Linked DNA regions of Homo sapiens: regions 2 and 3 are each linked to region 1. A link is a contact called in ENCODE Hi-C data. All regions are on one chromosome and are shown on one strand. The core of a region is the stretch at or near the end of the contact, and the rest is flanking DNA. Distances in the headings are between cores, read along the strand shown. Region 1 holds the start of HSPH1 (heat shock protein family H (Hsp110) member 1). Region 2 holds the start of USP12-DT (USP12 divergent transcript). Region 3 holds the start of CDK8 (cyclin dependent kinase 8).

Evidence for each region. A loop is a pair of places that touch in the nucleus more often than their neighbours do. Pooled maps may share reads with other maps.
Region 2: a map of CD4-positive, alpha-beta T cell shows a loop between it and region 1 (6-fold over the local background). The contact joins the promoter of USP12-DT here to the promoter of HSPH1 in region 1. A Hi-C loop is called at or near these places in 3 of 168 maps with a recorded cell type or tissue (CD4-positive, alpha-beta T cell, CD4-positive, alpha-beta memory T cell and naive thymus-derived CD4-positive, alpha-beta T cell) and 11 of 50 pooled maps.
Region 3: a loop to region 1 is called in a map of B cell, with 17 times the contacts of the local background. The contact joins the promoter of CDK8 here to the promoter of HSPH1 in region 1. A Hi-C loop is called at or near these places in 5 of 168 maps with a recorded cell type or tissue (B cell, CD4-positive, alpha-beta T cell, CD4-positive, alpha-beta memory T cell and 1 more) and 11 of 50 pooled maps.

Annotation. Positions count from the first base shown.
Region 1 is chr13:31,158,898-31,163,830 of GRCh38, forward strand. HSPH1 (heat shock protein family H (Hsp110) member 1) reads right to left here and starts at 3,007. Exons shown (of 18, transcript NM_006644.4): 1 at 2,579-3,007. The coding sequence starts at 2,685. It overlaps LOC105370148 (a long non-coding RNA gene), which reads left to right and starts at 3,763. Exons shown (of 3, transcript XR_941825.3): 1 at 3,763-4,933. RefSeq lists enhancers at 2,101-2,646, 2,647-3,192, 2,804-2,883, 3,014-3,133, 3,364-3,633.
Region 2 is chr13:27,169,330-27,174,313 of GRCh38, forward strand. It overlaps USP12-DT (USP12 divergent transcript), which reads left to right and starts at 2,930. Exons shown (of 2, transcript NR_046548.1): 1 at 2,930-3,043. USP12 (ubiquitin specific peptidase 12) reads right to left here and starts at 2,482. Exons shown (of 9, transcript NM_182488.4): 1 at 2,263-2,482. The coding sequence starts at 2,310. RefSeq lists enhancers at 1,459-1,568, 3,069-3,258 and silencers at 1,809-1,858, 1,889-1,958, 2,029-2,118, 2,179-2,228, 2,369-3,008.
Region 3 is chr13:26,252,307-26,256,959 of GRCh38, forward strand. It overlaps CDK8 (cyclin dependent kinase 8), which reads left to right and starts at 1,823. Exons shown (of 13, transcript NM_001260.3): 1 at 1,823-2,463. The coding sequence starts at 2,336. RefSeq lists a silencer at 1,828-2,427.

The DNA.
Region 1 (4,933 bases), core at 1,757-4,256:
ATAAAGGTTGATATTTTAAACTGATAAGAGAAAAATACTAACATAAATGTCCTACCCATTAGGGGATAGGGAACAAGCATAGCACAATTTTAAGGTCTATAGCTTTCATCAGATACTCAAAGGGGGCTTCCACTTAATTGCTGCTCTGAGATCCAACCTAGGTGGCAGTTCTACTACCCCAAAAACCTCTGCTCGTGGCTCAGGAATTCTCCAGGTTCCAGTTATTATGAACCGAACATTAACTTTGAAAATGTTTTAAATATGTTAACGGTATTATTAATTTGACCCTACACACGACTAACAAAAAATAGGATGTGACTCTACCTTTCAGTCACCAACTCTGTACAAATCTAAATGTCATTGTCATACCGACTTTTGTTCTGATATACCACCGGCTTCTTTAGGAATCAAAAGTTTTTATGCAAACGCAAGCAAATGAACCCAAGTTACACCTCTGAAGTTTAAAGAGCACAAAGAGGTTCCCATCTGGGAGATTCTGCCGGAGAAAGAAAAAAATGATGCACAACAAGTACCATGGCAAAACAGAATATAAATGTCGAGGGAAAGGAGTGACTAATCAGTTACATCAAATCTGTTTTGAAGAGATGGAAAGTGACTTACAACTGTGAAACAACCTTCTCAGCCACCATGGAAATGGAACCGCACAATAACAGAGCAGAGACTAGCTTAAAAAGTCTTGTGAGAAGAAGGTAAGTGAATTAGGTTTTGGATTAGAGGAGTTATCTAATTCTGGATTACTAATTCAAATATAATCTAATTTTGGGTGAGTTACTCCTACCTGCTTAGGTATGAGTAATGGTAAACGAGATGAGCAAAACGGGAAAATACTGAGGGCATTAAGTACCACCCTTAAGTTTAAATTTGCTATAATAGAAACATCCTCAAACTATATTATCTGAGCAAGTGTTAAATAAAATAGCATCCTAAAAGCCAGAGAAGTGTCCAAGCAGAAGCTAGACAAGAAACCGTCAAAATCAGAGCATCACTGTAAGCTCTGAATAACCATACACTTGCAGAATGGATCTACTCATTTTCCTAGGGGAGAATCAAATTAATTGTACTAAATAACAATTAGTAGCTGATACAATAGAATCCACCACAATTATAGTTTAACAAACATATTAAGGGGAACTCCAATACTGCCCTCAGTTCACATTTTTCAGGGCCATACCTGTTGTCTTTGATTTCACACAGTAGTCCCTGTATAACACAATTTTTTTTCCCACTCTCTTCTCTGAAAAGCTTTTCTTTGTTTTATTGGATCAACCAGAACAAAGTATAAACTGTATCTAGGCATGAAAGCCTGAAATACTGTTTTCTTTCTTACTAAACTCCAATTAAAAAAACCTTAACCAAAACACAAACTTAGATCTGCAGGGGTAGACGTACAGGTTGCTCAGAACAGTCTTCCTAACGTTACTAACATTGCCAAATATTTTGCCTCAGATTTTCCACTCAACTTTCATAAACGTTCTCAGCACCCAAATAATTGTATTACCCCAGTCATTCATTCTACCTTTAGGTTCAATGTTTTCATTTTGCACTTTTCATCCTGAGCTTGGGACATTTGAAAAAAATTAATAGGTACAGTATTTTCCTTGAGATGAAATCATTTGTTTTCATCAATGCACATGCAGATATGTTTGTATATATTCTCGTCCGAAAATATCCCTTCACGAAACTTGCTTTTTAAAATGTTGCCCTTTGCCCACCCTATGCTCCTATAGAATATTTAGTTCAGTGACGACATCCATCCTCTTTTGGCGTCCTAGCACAAAAGTATGCAATTTTTATTCTCTTTTAAATAAACTGTGCAAAATTAATTTTAAAAATACGGTTTACAATTCCTCATGAATGGCAAAGAGCAAAAAAAAAGACGTTTACATCTTTCGACAATGATCCCGGGCATTAAGGCCAACAATGTTAGCAACGAAGAGACTGGGTAAAAAGAGGTGGGCTAATCTTTCATAGGACTGCTTCCGTGGTCGCTAACAACAATCCGCCTGCTCACTGGACAAGCAGCGACACAAGCTCTGGAAGCTTCCAGTTCATTTCGAGATTCACAATGCGGAAGAAAAAGGCCGGCAGCCCCGCTCCGCGGTGCGCAAAGATATGCGCGAAGGGAGGAGGACAAGCTGGAGGCGGCTCAGCCAGCTCAGAGAGGCCGGGTGGGGATACGGGGGCGGCCGCGGAAGGCGCAGGCTGCAGCCTGCCAAGAAAAGGGAGCGAAGTTGCGGGCTTTGCCGCAGCCCGACCCCCAGTAGGTTTTGAAAACCCCCAATAGGAAGCCCGCACAAGGTGACGACCCTTAGAGTCTCGACTCTGGGACTCCTCTCACCCCCGTGAATCCCTGAGACAATCCCTTCTCCAATTTGTGATGGCAAGCCCCCCATCCCTCCTCTGGCCGGGTCGCTGGTCCCTAGTTCCACGGAGGGGTGCGCCGCTGCCCAAACGCCTCCGTTTGCCGCGGTGATCCGTACAGCCAGCCCGCGATCTTGGGTCCCCACACTAAGGGCCCAGAACCTCCTCCCATCCACCCTCGCAGACTCCCACTTACGGGGTGCACCGGTCGCTGAACTCATTGGCGATGGTCTCGATGCCCCCGGCCCGGGCTACCGCGATGTAGCAGCTCTGCGAGCCCACGTCCAACCCCACCACCGACATGGCCGGCTCGCGGTCCGCCTCCGCCTCGGGTCTCGGTCTGCGTCCTCCGGCCCCCTGCCTGCTTCTCCTGCCGCCGCTTTCTGCCCTGGCCGCGTTCTGCTCCGGCCCGCGGGGTCTGGCCGTTCCTCTGACACTCAGAAGGACACACAGACAGCCGCGGCCTGTCAGGAGCCTCCTACTCCCCCGGGGACAGCGGCGGCTGGCTGATAAGAAACCCTGGGAGAAAGCGGGGCTCAGCCTCCGCAGGTCGCTCCGCACCTCGGGTTGCCTGCCTCACTCTGCCGCGGCTCGCACACCGGCGCCGGCGCTGAACTACCGACCCAAAAGGGGAGGTCCCACTTCCTCAGCCTTATGTATCGCACTGATCAGAACTTTCCAGAATCTGCGGCATTTACTCACCGGCGCCTCCACCGGCCCCTCCACGTGCCACTTCCGCTTCCTTCTTCTCGAGCCTTCTGGAAAGATTCTACCCAATGGGCAGCCGGTCCCCGGAGAACGGCCGCCGTTGCCATGGCAGCGACAGGGCCGCTCCCGTGCCATTGGCTCAAACCTGCCTCCGCCCACTCCCGCCCTAGCCACAGGCGTTTTGCTGCCCTAATAAAACAGGCAACGAAGAATGACTCCAAAACTCGGAATAGTCACAATTTACTACCGGGAGGTGGTGTCCGATCCTTAACGCTAAAGGGAGGCTGGGCGGGCGGAGACAGACCCCATTTTTGCAGAGACCCCAGACACCGGGATGGTGGGGAGGCCGGCCAGCTGTCCGGAGAGCATGTTGGGAATCGTAGTCCCGCTGGGAGAAGTGTGCGCCTTGCATGCTGGGATGTGTAGTCCTGGCCGCAGTGCTTGCTGGGACCCGGCTTTGTCTTCTGGGACTCGCGAGAGAGGCTGGGTAGGGTTTTGTCTGGCGCTTTTGCGCGGGTTCCCTGGCAATAAGCGTCATTTTGTTCGTTTGTTTTGTATTCACTTCTATTATTGTCTGGATTACCCCGACAACTGGTGCGTTACGACTTAGGAGAAGGAACACCAGTTCAAACCGCTTATAATAAAAGCAAAGGGGTTGTGTTAAGTGTTCTTGTATTCATCAGGCAGCAGGATGATCTCTTGTGGAGTAAAATGTCAGGTGTTTTTTTTTTTAAGAAATCGATTTTTAGTTGTGACGTCATTTGGCAGGCTGTCCACGGTATCACTTTCTGCTTATTTTTAAAAGGTCTGATTTAAGCCGACGCTGTTCTACCCTGCCACTCCTAGCCATAAATTGGTACTGTGTGTAAGTTTTGCTTTTTGTTTGATCTGAAGCAGCTTTTGTTTCTTTCCCTCAGAAGCGATGTCCCCGTTAACTTTTGTTCAGTAAAGAGACAGTGTAAGAAAAGGTGGAACTGTGTTGCTGATAACTTATCAGGTCTTTTATACCCTTTTGTGTCTTTTTAAGTTTGCTTCTGATCCCTGAGTTTACCTTATGTCAGGCATGTGGAAGTATAAGCACAGTTCAAATATGTTATTGGATAAGCGTGTAATTGAATAAGGAGTTGTAACCTAAAGTTAGAAAAATCTAACTCATAAAGAGTATGGGAATTCCTCCTTGTCTATCAAAACAAGTTGGTTAAGTCAGAGGCAAGACGAAAGGCCCAGGTTTACATTACATGTAAATTGTATGTGCTTTTGCTAGTTTTCCTGCCACTTAGGTGGCTTACTTAACATGCTTCAGTTAACTCACCTTTAAAATGGGAGCAATAATAGTTATCACGGGGTTGTTGTGTTCTTACATTTGGACATATAGTTAGCTGTAACTATAAGTTATTTTTGTTATGCATCCCAAAAACTTGGTTTCTGTCCCCACCCCCCGCCCACCAACTTTTTCTTACATATCAAAACCTTATAATAAAATCCATGGAGACATAGCAATTTTGAACAGAAAGAACCTTTGAGATTATTTGGTCTGCTTCCCACATTTTAACTGCCGTACGAAGAGGAGACATGAACAGTTCTCAGTCTTTGGAGCCAGACAGATTTGGGTCAGGTTCAAATCCTTGGCACTCTACTAAGATGTTTTATATAAAGTACAGCTTGTAAGGGCACCAGGCCTCCTGGAGTCAGACATCATGGGCTTGAATCCTAGCTATTCTTATTTGTGAGCTGTGTGATGTTGCGATAATTACTAAGCCTTTCTGTATTCCATCTCATGGTGTTTATGTAATGATGGAAACTATATGTAAAGCACTAAACATATATAAACATAAACATATAA
Region 2 (4,984 bases), core at 1,680-4,179, 4.0 Mb before region 1:
GGGGTGTGGCAGGGAGGAGCGTTCCAAGCCTAGCAAAACAGCACCTACAAAGCCAAAGAGGTATCTTTGCTTTTCAATTTTGTGATTCTCAGAGGACAAATGGCAATTTTCTTTAAAGAATAAGACTGCAAATTACTTTGAGATATTCAGCACTATTTGGGGGTACATTCGAATGTATTCAAATATGAATACAGACACACCCAATTTTAATAGTACCTTTGGAACGATCTCATTTGGCCAGGCATTTTCTGTATTTGCCAACAATACACACGCCCCACATGTAATTAATGTATCTGGATGGAAGCCCTAGAAAGAGCTTCTGATTTGACATCCTTGGGATCAGAATCCCACTTACTAAGTGTGTGACCCTGGCAAATCCCTGTGTCTCACTGTCCTAATCTGATTACAGCATACATTTATTGTTTACCTGAATACTGTTTGTGTCCATGAGCAAGAATGTAAACACCAAGAAAACAGGGGCTGCCCTGACCAATACTGCATCCCCAGTACTCAGCGTCGCCTCTAGCACTTAGTGGCTGCTAAGTGTATACTTGATATACAGTACTTGAGTGAATGAACAGTCGGTAAAGAGTATCACACCACTCCTGAAATCTAGTCTTTGACAATGAACTATGACCCATACAATGTGTGTAGCTCAGCCATGTGGCAAAATTGTCACTGTAAAAGACCTAATTATCGCATTCCTTTTGAAATTGACTAAGATAATAATTGGCGTATCTAAAAATAATTAGCCCAAACAATTCTCCAAAATCATTTTAATATAGTCCATTTAATACAAATGCTTTCCTAAAATGTAAACTGTGAGAAAGAACAATCATCCAGTTGGGAAATGGAGTCTTCAATGATTCATCCTTCAATATGATTTCTTTAATACTGTCGATTTTATGTCCACCTGATTTCAGTCATTTTTTGTACTGTTCCTCAGCGTGTAGTAGAGAATCTGCTTTTTAAGGCATCTTTCAGATCTGATTCACCACTCCTTAAAGAAAAATATATACAATGTACCACCCTTAGATGGAAAATTTCTTGGGGATCTCCTATATGAAATCAGTTGCATAAATAGGGCCAGTGAGGCATGAAACACAAGATTTCAGAAGTCTCTAATAACAACCACTAGGCCCACGTTGCAAAGAACAACTTTTTTCGGTGATGACTCATAAATTATGATCCCTACATATAAGCTCATGAGGAACTAATGAAACGAATTTGTCTCATCATGTGGAAAACTGTGGTCCTTCTGGCCACGCACAAAACACCAAGTTTTAAACGCGCCCACGTTTTGCTTAATTCGGGACTTCCAGCGGGCATTAGCACTTTTCCCTTACAGTCTATTTAAACGCCCTAGGAAAACAAATACCATCGCCTTGGCAGGCGGTCCCCGCACAGACAGACCTAGCTCCAGCCACATACAGATGTGTCTGGTGGGCTGAAGTAAACAAATGACAGGAAAGCTAATGCTGCTTTTCAAGATTAACGTGCATTCCCAGAGACAAGACTGCCACCTGGACACACGGCTGGAAACGGGAGAGCTCGTGCCTCTCAGAGGAGAAAATGGAGAGAATTTCAACAGTACTTATTTAAAGTTTCCACCTTCACACACGCCCCTTTCCCCCAGCGCGGGGTCGGGGACTCGGCCCAGCCAGCGGCGCGAGGAAATCTGCACTTGACTTCCGTCCTCTCCCAGGCGGGAATGAGCGCTGCCCGCCCCGGCCGAGACCCTTCCTTCCTGCCCGCCGACCCCCACCCCTCCCGGGGACCCCTCCCGCTCGGCGCGCGACCAGAAGGAAATGGAGCCCGCGCGGCTCCGCGCCCCCTCCCCGACGACCCCGGCCCGGGGCCGCGCTCTGGCTCGCGCGCGCCCACCCCTCACCCCGGCACAGGCCGGGCGCGCCTCGGCCCTCGTCCCCGCGTCCCGAGCGGACCCCAGCAGTTCAGCCGGGGACTCCCGGAGGCCGGTGCCCGCCCGACGCCGCGTCTGGCACGGTCGCCCACTCACCGCTACCCTCGCGCCGCCCTGGCCCACCAGGCGGCGCCCCCTCCCCAGCCGCCTGGGCCGCTCACCCCCGCGCTCCCCGCCTGCGCGCCGTCCAACCGCCCCCGCCCGGGCCGCCCGGGCCGCCCAGCCCGCCCGCCCGCCCCGGCGCTAGGCCCCGCGAGCGGCCACTGGGAGAGGCGGGTCCAGCGCCGCCCGCCCGCCCGAGAGGTCCCGGCAGCCCCGGCCGCCCGCTCGCCGCCACCTACCATGGTACAGATGGAGGCGAATTTGGAGACTGTCATTAGGATTTCCATCCGGCCAGCGCCATCTTCCACCCAATCACAGCGGCGGCGGCGGGCGGGGGAGGAGGGGAGCCGGGCCGCCCGCTCGCACCGCAGCCCGCGGGCGGACCCCGAGCCGCCGCGGACCCAACCACCGAGCCCGCTGGGCCGCCGCTGCCGTCGTCGCCGCCGGCGCTCAGGCACTCCCGGCCTCGGGCCCCAGCCCCCGCCTGCCGGCCGCCGGCCCGCCCCCGGCTCCGCCCCGGCGCAGGGCGCAGCCGCTGCCTCCGGGCCCGCGCCTGCACGCGAAGCCGCCCTCCGCCCACCCCGCCCAGCGCACAGGGGAGCGGGCTCCGCCGAGGCCCTAATGCCCGGCCTGCCAGGCAGCGGCGCGGCCAGGCGGCGCAGCCCCGCCCACCCCTCGGCAACCCCTCCGCGGCCCTTGTGCGCGAGCCGGGGAACTCCGGTCCGTCCCCACCCCGCGCGCGGCAGAGGGCAGGACCGAAGGCGGGCGCCACCTCCTGCCCGCGTCCCTGCGGTCCTAGAGCCGGGGACCCAGAGACCCCCGCGTAGGAAGGGGTGCGGCGGGGAGGCGCGGGGGTGGCGGCGGCGATCTGGGAGAACCCTGGAGGGGACCAGCTGCGACACCCACCGCGGGCGAGGGGACGGCGAGCCCCCGCTGCCTAAACAGAAAACGGAGGCGATGATCTGGGTAACTACGGGCGGAGTGGGAGGAAACCTGCTCTGCACAGTTAAGATAACCCGGGTATGCGTCCCAAGCACTTGGTTTGTTTCTTTTTACGTATATTGGATGAATCACCGGAGTCAAACACAACTTAGAAAAAGACAAAATAATTAAACAAAAATGAAGAGGCAAAGAACAAATTACACATGTTTAACTCTTTGAATTAAGAAGAAAGATAAGTAATGGGGGAAGGAGAGGAGCGAAACCTGTTGGCCTGTTGGCGATAAATTTATAATAGGCTTCTAAATATCTGCACATTGAGCTGCAAAATAGGGAGGATCTCAAGCCAGCAGTGATGATGATATTACCAGAGACAGGAAGCCCGCAAGCAAGAAAAATGCCCTGTGAGAAATCCTTAGGCAGTGCTGGCTACTGGCATGGGTAGTTCCTCTTTCTCCTTTTATAAAATTCATATTTGCACCCTGTTCTTCATGCCTGGCAGCTCAGCTTTATTTTTTCCTATTTGAGAAAGTAGTTCAAGTGAGTAGAATAACTTCATAAATTATTATGTTAGAAAGCTTGTGATATTTTCTGATTGAACTCGTGATGGGGTACTTTTCTGGGTTCCCCTAATTCAGTGGGGTTGAGGATCTGAATTCAGGCAGAGCTGTAAAATCAGAAATGCCTCACCTCAAGGGTTCAAAGCACTCAAAAACAAAAAGCATTCAAACAAAATTTAAGTGAAAAATAGACTTCTGGTACATGAATACTGTTTCCATAGTGATTCCATTATAAGCTTGCTTGGGGGGGGAATGCAGATTGAATATAGCCAAGCCCCATGGTAGCCGGACTGGATCTCCAAGCGCCTGCCTCCATGGAAGCCAAGAGCCCTGATACCCCAGCCAGGGGCTTTCCTCTCTATACTTGCAAGCATCACCCACCTGAATTCTTTCTTGCTCTTTTCTACCCCCTGTTTGGACAAGGGTTTCTACATCTTAGACCTCTAGGGCCTACCTGGGCCTTGTCCGAGTGTCACCATGCCCATCTGTGTGCCCGTCCTGATAAATAGCTGTGGTCATCCTGTCCTTCCCACTTGCTGTTCTATTCCAGCAAACAGGTCTGATGTGCCAGAATTTTAGACCTGCCTCCATCCCGCTAACCACCCATATGCCTCCTTGTCCATTAATCCGAACATGTCACAGGAACAAAAGCCACTGGCTTTACATATAAGTTTATATAAGAACAAGGCCTTTCTAAAATGAATTTCTAGGCTGAGTATGGTGGCTCACACCTGTAATTCCAGCACTTTGGGAGGCCGAGGCAGGTGGATCACTTGAGGTCAGGAGTTGGAGACCAGCCTGGCCAACGTGGTGAAATCCCGTCTCTACTAAAATACAAAAATTAGCCAGGCGTAGCAGTGTACGCCTGTAATCCCAGCTACTCAGGAGGCTGAGGCATAAGAATAGATTGGATCCTGGAGGTGGAGATTGCAGTGAACTGGGATTGTGCCATTGCACCCCAGCCTGGGTGACAGAGTGAGACTCTCTCAAAAATAAATAAATAAATAAATTTCTAGGCTGGGCACAGTGGATCAGGCCTGTAATCCCAGCACTTTGGGAGGCTGAGGCAGGAGGATGGCTTCCAACTTCCTTGAGACCAGGGAGTTCAAGACCAGCCTGGGCAACATAGTGAGACCTTGTCTCTACTAAAAATAAAAATAAATACGTGGTGCATGGTGGCGCATACCTATAGTCCCAGCTACTTGTGAGGCGAAGTAAGAGGATAACTTAAGCCCGAGATATCCAGGTTGCAGTGAGCCATGATTGAACCACTGCACTGTAGCCTGAGCGACAGACTGAAACAGTATCTCAAAAATACAGCACAGTGGCTCTCGCCTGTTGTAATCCCAGCACTTTGGGAGGCCAAGGCGGGCGGATCACTTGAGGTCAGGAGTTTGAGACCAACCTGGCCAACATGGAGAAAGCCCATCTCTACTAAAACTACAAAAATTAGTTGGGCATG
Region 3 (4,653 bases), core at 573-3,072, 4.9 Mb before region 1:
CACAAAAAGACAAACAAAAAAGGTCTGAGACCTTCAGTGTTCCAGAATAGTGTGTATAATTGGTACAGGAGGTGGGGAAGGGGGACCCGATACAGTGTAGGGGCAAGCTGAGTCCCATGCCTCTTCACAACTTTTCCTCCAGTGTGGTAGTTTGATTTCTCAAGATCCATGAGTAAATATGTGCACAAAAGACACATCCCTCAAAAAATACAAAATACATTGTCTAAGGAAGAATCTTTTAAATCCATATTCAGAAAATGATGTAATTCTTTAAGGATGCAAATGAGCAGTTCTGCTAGAGAGTTACCCAATTTTCATCACTGAATGGAAACAAATAATATGCCATTAATGAAAGCCTACATTTGTTTTGTGCTTTGCACTTTGCAAAGAAAAAATTCTAGGCTCCAAGAACACATTAGTAAATGACAATGCAGGATTCAAACCCAGTATAGTAAAATACTCAATACTTATATAGTATGCTAGGTAAAAACAATTTAATTTTACACAGTGGTGAAGTCACTAATTTTCTCCAAGGAAAATTATATAAGAGAAAGCCCTTTGGAGGCTTTTTCACAAGATGATATCATCATCATCATCATTGGTATATGGATCTTTTTGAGATAAACATGTTTATTCATTCATTAATTTAACAAGTGTTTACTGTGCATCATTATCAAGGCATGACACTAGGTTTTACAGAAGATGCAAATATGACTTCCTATAACAACTTAGGATCTAGCAAGGTAGAGGAAATAAAAGATGAAAGGAATTTGATAAATATCACAGGAAAGGTGGGAAAAAAAGTGTTAAAAAGTTCACATTAAAACTGCAAAGTTCATATTCCCTTTGGGAAGTGGGGAGCTTTAGTGGAAATGGTAACAATTGGAAAACCAAAAATTAAAAATAGACAAGGGGGGTAAGATAAAATGATAGATTAGTATCAAGATACCAGGACTCCTGAAGCAGGACATATTGCTACCTTAAGATTATTAACAAACTAGTTCCCATGGATTTAGATCCTTTCTGTAATCATAGCTAGAAACTGGTGTTCTTATAGGTAGTATCGCAGAAGGCTGTACTGTACTCAATACTTCCTGTATATGGATAGGAAAGGTTTGGATGGTCATCTGTCACAAGAGTAACAATGTTTAGGAGTAGCTTGGACACTGGTCATTGATTCACTTTTATTGGTGCTTGTAATGTCAGTATGTTGACATCATTGTGCAGCCCTTATCAGATTGTGAACACCAAGAGTACCCCAACTGCTGGCCCGCGAGCTGTTTACAAATATCATACCGGCTTTTATCGATGATAGTGGCCTTTAAAATCTGGAGTTCAGAGTGGCACAAAATGTGTTTCTAATGCAAACGACTCTCCTTCCCACGTGCACCTCTTTGATCAAGTTTGTGGCTGAAATCAGACTCTAGTTAGATCGCTGTAAAAATAAAAATAAATTTTCCCCAAATGATTGAAACGAATTTCACCCTAGACTACGAGTCCCATCATGCAACGCTCCCATATTCCCACCGTGTGGGGCGGAGTCGTAGAAGGGGCGGCAGCGGCGGCGGCCTGTGCATTCTGGGTATTGTAGTCTGGGGCCCGGCCACCGCTGGGGCTGGTTCCACGTGGTGCATTTGGCGGCAGCTTTGGGCAGTGGCTCCCCTGCTCCCTCCACACGGTCCTCAGGGTGCCAGCGCCAGCAGGGGCGGCCAGCCACCGCGGGAGCGGGCTAGAGTGTGGCCCGGAGGCAGCCCGAGGCTTCGCGACGTTTTTGCGACAGCCGCGGCCGTGTTCCGCGAGTGCCCTCCCTCCTCCTCTCTTTGAGGAGGTACCGGCTGTTGTGCGGCTCTGCCCTTCTGTTTGAGTGTATGGGAGAGTGAGTGAGTGAGTGAGTGTGAGCGTGTGTGTGAGAGCGTGAGGCGTGAGTGCGCGTGTGAGAGGACGAGAGCCCGCCTGGCCGCCCCGCCGCTCCCGCCGCAGCAGGAGCAGAACGCGCGGCCGGAGAGAGCGGCGGAGCCGGCGCCCAGGGAGCCCGCGGGGACAAGGGCAGAGACACCGCTCCCCACCCCCAGCCCTCGTCCCTCGGCTCTCCTTCGCCGGGGGATCCTCCCCGTTCCTCCACCCCCGGCCGGCCTCTGCCCCGCCGTCCCCCTGGATGTCCCTGGCGCTTTCGCGGGGCCTCCTCCTGCTCTTGCCGCATCAGTCGGGCTGGTGCTGCGGCCGGCGGGCGTAGAGCGGGCGGGTTCCCGGGGGCTGCGGCTGCCCGTGCTTCCCCGGTCCCCACCCCTGCCCCCCGGCCCCCCGACCCAGCTCTCCGGCCTCAGAGGCTGTGACAATGGACTATGACTTTAAAGTGAAGCTGAGCAGCGAGCGGGAGCGGGTCGAGGACCTGTTTGAATACGAGGGCTGCAAAGTTGGCCGAGGCACTTATGGTCACGTCTACAAAGCCAAGAGGAAAGATGGGTGAGTGTGTGTGTCTGGGCCGGTGTCCGCGCTGGGCGGCGCTCCCGCAGGCCGAGGCAGGTAGCCCGGAGGGAGAGCGGGCCGCCGGGGTGCCGGGCTCTGACTTCCTCGACGCCGGCCTCTGGCTCCGCCAGCCAGGTTTGGGGAGGAAGTGGTGTACGAGGGATCCAAACCCACGAGAAATCCTGCGTGCCGCGTCTGTGTTCTGCTCTGGTGGTAAGAGGCAAGATGAGCCTCTGCACCGTGGGCTGTATACTTTTCAAGGATTTCAAAGCTGATTCATGAAAAAATTCGTTCTAAAACGCCGGGTTAAATGTTTTTTGTTTTTTTTTTTCCTTGGTCGATTTATTATGGTAACCTTCTGGGGATTTCCTCACCCGCCTCTGGAGTGTCATCCATCGGTCTAGAAGGAAGGCTGTGATCCTTTCCCCCACCAGTTTGTGATCGATTTTTTATCAAATTTGTATTTTATTTGAGGAAAGGAAGGCAGCGAGTGAATGTGGTTCTGGAGAGAGTTCCCCATAGTGATCATCTGCAACATAAATGTTGCAATTGCTATTTAGATATTATTAGCTGTGAATTTTTACATAGAACAATGGGGGTTTGGTGCAGGGTGGGTGGTGGGGAAGAAGGCAAGTGACATAGGGACTATCTCGTTCAGGCGGTTTCCCCCAAATTTAGCGGCTGGCAGTGAACTTTAAATAATCCCTTTGCTTTAAATATTCTTCCCTAGTAACAACTTAATTAAACCTATGACTGGTAATGCTTCCAATTTAGTTTCTTAACAGGCAAGTGAATTGTTCATTTTTTCTCTTTGTCAGTAGATGAATGTCTTGTAATATTGACAAAAGAGAAGGCAATTCTTAGTTGGGGGGAAAATATATTTTATTAACTCCATGTTTTCTTGTAAAATGGATGTTGTCTCTGTTGCCTTTGACAGAATAGAAAATTATTGAAAAGTCAAAGCTTATTATATAATCCTTGGATTTTATTAGAAACGAAGTAGCTTTACTTGAGCATCCCAGTTTAGTCACCTGCTGTATGATGTTTAATCACTTAAAATTTCCAATTAGGTAGGAGAGTATGTTCAGACTACATTAGCACGAAAAAAAAATTCATAAAGCTGAAGTTCCCTACTGTGGGGTAGGGGGGCGCATATTTACAAATACTTTAGTATTCTGGATGTTGGAAAGGAAAGTGTATATTTATTGGACATTTTTCTTAGATTTACTGAAATGTCTTTCTAAAAGTATTTACAATGGACTCTACGAGGAAGATAGGAGTTCTAATTAATTTAGAATGTGTATTTTAGTGCTTTTATGCAACAGTAAAGTGGAACAGATCGGCAGAAGGTAGGGATTTGGATTTGAAAACTTGATATTCTGGGCGCCGCACGTATTTAAAAGTACTTTTTAGCGGAATGGATAGTCTGGTGACACTGGAGAAATCAGCGTCTGGAGATATTGCTGACTCTGTTGTTGTCTAATTAGACTTATTGTTGAAGTTTTACTCTGTAATGACATATATTTTTAAAATTATGTTTGTTAACTCACCATACAATATTTCTCAAAAGCTTTAAACCATCTCCCCTTCCCCCAGTATTATGTAATTTTGGGCATATTCATAAAATCCCCAATCCCATGAGATTAGACATTACAGTACATTTGACCAAACTGACATGTTATATAAAATTCTAGCGCCTTTGCATTATTTTTAATCTGTGTGAGAGAAGCCGGTTCTGTTTTCATAAATTACCAATTTAAGCTAATAAAATATGCATATTTGTTTTAACGTTGTACATTTTATTAGAAAACTAATACTGTGTATTGGCAGGGGGTACTTAAGCACATTTTATATCTCTATGGTCAGGTTTTAATTTAGGCCGTTAAGAATAATTTGAAAGAATAATTTCAATATCTTTGAATTTAAAGATAGTTGAAGGTATAATGTATGGACATTCTTAGTCATCTGTGACAGCTGAAAAGTAACATTGCATTTTGGAAAAAAGAACTTATTATTTGTAATCCTTGGAGTTTGTTTTCCATCAGTCTTTAATGATTCTCTTTATGTGATGAACTTCTATTTTTAATGGATCAAATGTCAAGAGAGTTTTAAAATTACTATCTTTTAGAGATAGTTTTAGAGAGTTTTAAAATTACAGGGATTTTTTTCGGTTTGACTTCTCTTTGT